2 separate regions of the Homo sapiens genome follow, and region 2 is linked to region 1. A link is an interaction called in ENCODE POLR2A ChIA-PET data of the cell type or tissue named here. Cell type or tissue: B cell. All regions are shown on one strand. Links, peaks and the distances in the headings refer to the core of each region. The heading gives the core; the rest is flanking DNA. Region 1 has its middle 4.1 kb from the start of HMOX1. Region 2 overlaps LOC105373017 (a long non-coding RNA gene).

Evidence for each region. ChIA-PET counts read pairs that join two places held together with the same protein. Peaks named below come from ENCODE experiments on the same cell type or tissue, not always from the same donor. Only the 100,000 strongest peaks of a DNase experiment are listed, where the experiment ranks them.
Region 2: POLR2A ChIA-PET joins it to region 1 with 10 read pairs; 2 of 35 experiments call an interaction of 5 or more read pairs at or near these places.

What each region holds. Positions count from the first base shown.
Region 1 is chr22:35,375,549-35,378,458 of GRCh38, reverse strand. No RefSeq gene overlaps it. Among named protein-coding and RNA genes, the nearest start is that of HMOX1, 4.1 kb to the left of the region's middle. RefSeq lists enhancers at 877-1,116, 1,078-1,625, 723-1,922. In B cell, for the core only: no CTCF peak of the experiment used is centred there; a DNase peak (open chromatin) is centred at 1,288; H3K4me3 peaks cover 816 bases.
Region 2 is chr22:35,253,218-35,256,127 of GRCh38, reverse strand. All of the region lies in intron 2 of LOC105373017 (a long non-coding RNA gene), which reads left to right. It also overlaps a transcript of HMGXB4 not described here. Among named protein-coding and RNA genes, the nearest start is that of HMGXB4, 2.8 kb to the left of the region's middle. In B cell, for the core only: no CTCF peak of the experiment used is centred there; no DNase peak of the experiment used is centred there.

The DNA.
Region 1 (2,910 bases), core at 322-2,821:
CTCTATTTTGCCCACATGAGCACTGAGGGACAAAGAGGATAAGTCATTTTCCCAAGTCATACAGTTAATGATGGAAGAGCCAGGATTCAAACTACAGCACTTTGAAGCCAGTCCCCACAGTCCTGACCACCACACTCCAACCCTTCTCACAGAGGGTCCAGGAGTTTAGGGGAGATGAGTTTGCGTGTATAGATCCAGAGTCTGTCCATTCAGCGACCCTAGAGGGTAAAACTCATGAGATCTGAACCCTTTTTATTTAACACAGGGAAGCAGGGACCCCAAGAGCAGGAGGGACTTGGCCAGGCTATGCCCCCCATTGGAAAGAGAACCTCCAGTGACCCAGGGTTCCTGGCTGCCGGTCTGGGCTTGCTTTCTTTTCTAACTGTTCTCTGGGAGCCCCAGACTTCGTTAGAACAGCCCCCCACACAGTGGGTTGCTGGGGTGCAAGAGGCCAGGCCAGAGTTGTTCTGGTCCTCTAGGCTGTCCCAGGGCTGAATTTGTGGCCCTTTCGCATGCTGATTCAGCCTCCTGACTTCCCCTTCTTTTTAGTCAAGCAACAGGATGATCCAAATGCTATTCTCTCTCCTCCTGCTGGGCCAAATAAAAGCCCCTTAAAGGTGTCCACATTCTAATCACCAGAACCTGTGAATAGGTTACCTTTTTGCTACCTTACATAGCAAAAGGATCTTGCAGAAGTGATTAAGTCAAGGATGTTGAGATGGGGAATTATCTTGGATTATCCTCTTGGGCCTTATAAGAGGGAGGCTGGATGGTTGCACATACAGAAGGTGACAAAGAAAGCAGAGGACAGAGAGAGAGACTGGGAGATGCCATGCTGCTAGCTTTGAAGATGGAGGATGAGGCTGGGCACGGTGGCTCATACCTATAATCCCAGCACTTTGGGAGGCTGAGGTGGGCTGATCACCTGAGGTCAGGAGTTCAAGACCAGCCTGACCAACATGGTGAAACCCCCATCTCTACTAAAAATACAATAATTATCCAGGCAAAAAAAGTAGAGAACTTTCTCCTGCTGGAGGCAGAAGAGATGAGGCAGATGCAGAAGTCAGAGAGATGTGAAGCATAAGAAGGCCTCGGTGGATTGCAACATTAAATCAGGGGCAGATTGAGGTGGACTTCACAGGGTGGGAGCTGGGGGACCCAGCAGGGGAAAGGCACAGACTTAGAAAAGACAAACAAGAGGCTTCTGCCGTTTTCTAGAAGTTTCACTTCCTCCTGCCTACCATTAAAGCTGCCCTTTCACCTCCCACCTAAAGAGAAGCTGAGGAGGCACTGGTGACTCAGCAAAATCTAGCAAAATCCGCCTTCCCTTTGTTTCCGCGAGTCCCCCCTCCCAAACATGACGCAGCAGAAATGCAGCTGCACGAGGGGATGAGGAAATCGCGACTCAGCATTCCCAAGGCGCCTTCAGGAAACAGAAGTGGTTTGGGCAGCAGGGAGGGGGGCGGGTCAGTGACTCGCCAGCCCCTAACAGTGAAAAACAAAGGCGAGGCCCTGGCGTGGGAGGAATCATGGGGAGGCCTCTTGGCCAAGCTGGATGGTGGCTAAGGAGAGTGAGGAGACCTTGCCTGGATATTCTCCTCAAGCAGGGGACGTCCCCAGTAAATAAGGTCACAGACGGTGTCCTGACCACACCCACACCCCACACAGACCCAGAAAGAACATGTGCTCGATTCTGCAGGGCAGGGGCTCCAGTGAGGGTCTACAGCCTAACTGCTGTGTGACAGGCTGGAAAACAGCCTTCTTCAGCAAGGAAGACAAGCCCAAGTTATTTTTTAAAAATCCATAGACTGGGCCAATTGTGGTGGCTCACGCCTGTAATCCTAGCACTCTGGGAGCTGAGGTGGGTGGATCACCTGAGGTCAGGAGTTCAAGACCAGCCTGGCCAACATGGTGAAACCCCATCTCTACTAAAAATACAAAAATTAGCCGGGCGTAGTGGCAGGTGCCCGTAATCCCAGCTACTCGGGGGAGCTGAGGCAGGAGAATCGCTTGAACCCGGGAGGTGGAGGTTGCAGTGAGCTGAGATTGCACCACTGCATTCCAGCCTGGGTGAAAGAGCAAGACTCCATCTCAAAAAAAAAAAAAAGAAAAAGAAAAAAATCCATAGGCTGAAGTGCAAAACACCGAACCCTTCTGATGCCAAAACACCCCATAAATAAGGTTGAAACCCTACCAACAGACTGGAAGGAAGTGTTTGCCACACATATAACAGACAAAAGATGAACATTCCTAATAAAAGAGCTCGCCAAAGCAATACACACACACATACGCATAATGTATATAGAATTATATAAAATTCTAGAAAATTATGCAAGCTAGTCTAATTGGATCACTGGTTACCTAGTTGAAGTGAGGGGATTACCAAGGAGTACTAGGAAACTTGAGAGTGATGAATACACCCTTTATCTTGATTGTGGAGATGCTTTCACAGGTTATAAGTTGTGTCAAAATTCATCAAATTGTATACTTTAAATATGTGCAGTTTATTGTATGCCAATTATATCTTCATGAAGCTGTAAAACAGATTCTACACAGGCTTTCCTGAAGCTCTTCTCCTCACATTATGGACCCCTCCAGGGGCCCCAGTTGCCCCCACCTCCGTCCTGACTGTGAGCTCCTTGAAGTCAGCAAGGGCCATGTCAGATTCACCTTCTTATGCCCTTAGCACAAGCCAGGCTTTCACTACATATTTAATCAACGAGGCTTAGCAAGCAGGGTGAAATTCCCTGCCTAATATCACACAGCTCACCCGGGATTTGAGGCCAAGTGTGTCTGGCTCACTCAGATTCCACAGCATCGCTGCCCTAGGAGCCCCTGGGCCCGAGGCAGCAAAGGGCATAGAATGGCAACATCTTTTCCAAACATCGTGCAGCCTCTATTAGCACGTAC
Region 2 (2,910 bases), core at 173-2,672, 120 kb after region 1:
CTGGTTCAGTGCTCTTTTTGCTATATCATGCTCTCTCCCCCTCTGCACTGAGTAGAAGATTGATTCTGTTTCTTACAACTGTGAGATGCTGAGATGTTAAAACACCTGAGATAAAGTTGCTGAAATCATTTGCAAAATGTAACTGCAAATACTTAATAAAAGTAGCATGGCCTTTTTCTCCGCAGCTCCCATCCTACTCACCAAAAAGACAGGCAATGAGTTTCACCAAAAGGTGTTAGATTGCATTTCTGGGACACCCTGCCTGACGTTAGGCTTCCCTTTGAGGCATTTAAGAGCCCTAATGATGTATTTCCTTTTTGTTCTTCAGAGCCCTAAATCCATTGGTCAGGATGATTTCAGTTGTGACAGAAACCCATTTCCATGTGTTTCCCCAGAAGAGGGGAATTTATTGGCTCACATGATTGAAATTTCCAGTACCTGCAGACATGGTCACTTCCAGGGAGGTAACTCAAGCTGGTCCTTTGACGTGTCTGTGGTGCTCTCCTCTGTTAGCTTTATTCTCAGATTCAGGTGATGACTCCAGCAGCTCCAAGCTTCATCATCTTTCCTGCTAGCAGTGTCCCTGTGGAGGGAGGTTTTGTTTGTTTGTTTTGAGACAGGGTCTTTCTCTGTCACCCAGGCTGGAGTGCAGTGGCACGATCACAGCTCACTGCAGCTTCGACCCCCTGAGTTCAAGCAATCCTCCCACCTCAGCCCCCCAAGTAGCTGGGACCACAGGTGCATGCCACCATGCCCAGGTACTTTTTGTATTTTTTGTAGAGATGGGTTTTTTTTGTTGTTTTTTTTTTACCATGTTGCCCAGGCTGGTCTCAAGCTCCTGGACTCAAGCAATCCTCCTGCCTTGGCCTCCCAGAGTGCTGGGATTACAGATGTGAGCCACCATGCCTGGCCCTGGAAGGAGTTTCTTTTTCCCTTTTGCTTTGGCAAAAGTCATGGGATTGATTCTTATTGCCTGAATTAGATCATGTGTCCAGACAAAAAGCAATCACTATGAGTAAAGGTGTGGAGTCTGCTGCTGCTGCTGATTGGTTAAATTAGGTCATCTGCTTACCTCCAAAATTAGGTTGGGGTAGACACAAAGAAAATCAAGGGTTGCTGTCAGAAGGGTGAGTGCATGTTAGGTAGGCAAAAACAGTAGCTGTCCCCACACTCTACCACTAGCTTGGACCTAAAAGCCTTATGAGTCCTATTGGTCCCATTTCTTCTTTTAGTCCACCTGAAGATGGAGCATATCAAGTTCTTGCTCATTTTAAGCTCCTGGAGACCTGAAGTCAGATCTCTCCTCAGCCTACTCACTCAATCACAAAATGCTATTAACTTGCTCCCAGTCTTGGATCATTGCACTTCCATTTATTAAACAGATATTTATTGAAAACACAGCATGTGGCAGGTACTGTCTTAAGTGTTGGGAATAGAACAGTGAACAGAATTGAGAGTCCTTGGCCCCCAGGAGCTTACATTCCGGTTGGGTTGGGGGACACAAAATTAAGATATGAATACTACATTCAGTGATAATCAGAGGTGGAGAAAATAATGCCAGGTTGGCTACGAGAGTACCAGCAGGGGATGTGGGTAGGAACAGCTTGTTCTTTAAAACAGTAATCAGGGAGGCTTCTCTGTTGAGGTGCACACCGGAGCTAGCTCAGCCAGAAGTGGGTTGGTGGTGGGAGCCAGGAGATCATAGTTCCTTGAATGTATTCAAGTGCTTCCTCTGTACCTTGCTGGAAAAGTATTCTTTGCTGACTATCTTTCATAGTTCTCTTGCATTTTTGAAACTTGGAAAGACAGAAAAGAGGACCCTCTGGGCAGGCCTAGTCATGGTGGGGTTTGTGAATAAGAATGCCTTTTCCCATGGCAAGTGAGGATAGCATCTAGCATATGTGAAGAGGGGGCACTCCCTAAGTGTGGGGCAGTTCTCTGGTCCACCTGATCTAAGGAAAACTGCCTGGTGCCTGGCAGCAACAGGTGGGGCCTGTCAAATTGTGCTTGGTTTGGACATCTCTTTCTTCAGGCCACTTTTCTGTGCTCTTCTCTTTCCAGATGTGTTTTGAGCAGCGTCTTTGTCTTCGGTCTGATGGGAGGATGCCATCCTGGGTACATACATTAGGCCAGGGCCTTTTGCTAGAAGTGACAGGACCTAATTAAAACTACCTTAAGAGACAGGCAGAGGGACATACCACAGATTCTCAGTCTGTGTGTATGCCCTAAATTGCAAAATTAAAAAAATAAAGAGACCAGTAGAAAATATGTAACTCATGTAAAAAACAAAACAAAACAAAAACTACTCAGAGCCAGAGAGAAGCAGGCCCTCTGGACAGCTGGGTCCGGGGATTCAAATCCTTCCCTCTTAACTCTGTTCTCTCAGGCTGGCAGTCCCTAGGGGCCTGGAATCATGGCCACAGGTAGCCCAGGCTTACATCTTTATAGTCTCCTGACCAGAGAGGAAAGAGCATGTTCCCACATCAGCAACACACATACACACACACACACGCGCGCGCGCGCGCGCACAAAATCCAAGAGAAGAACTCCAATTGGCTGGGATGGGGTCATGTGATCATTCAGTATTGTGATAGTTCCTGGGATACCACAAAGTTGCAATAGGACATTAGTCCTTCTATAAAAGAAAGGGGATCTATTCTGGGAAGACAAATAATAAATGTCCCCTATGGTGAAGCAATGATACTTGTTTTCCTGCTTTTGAGCAACTTATTATCTTCTGTGTGTATGTGTGTTTTGTGGGCAATGTAAAACAAGTCTAAGTCCATAATTACTATGGTACAAATGTAAAAGAAAAATGTGCCCCAATAGATGGGCCATCTCTCATTGGGCTATTACAATAGCTTCCTAATGGATTTTTATCTTCAGGGCCCCTTCCCCACTTCGAAGTCC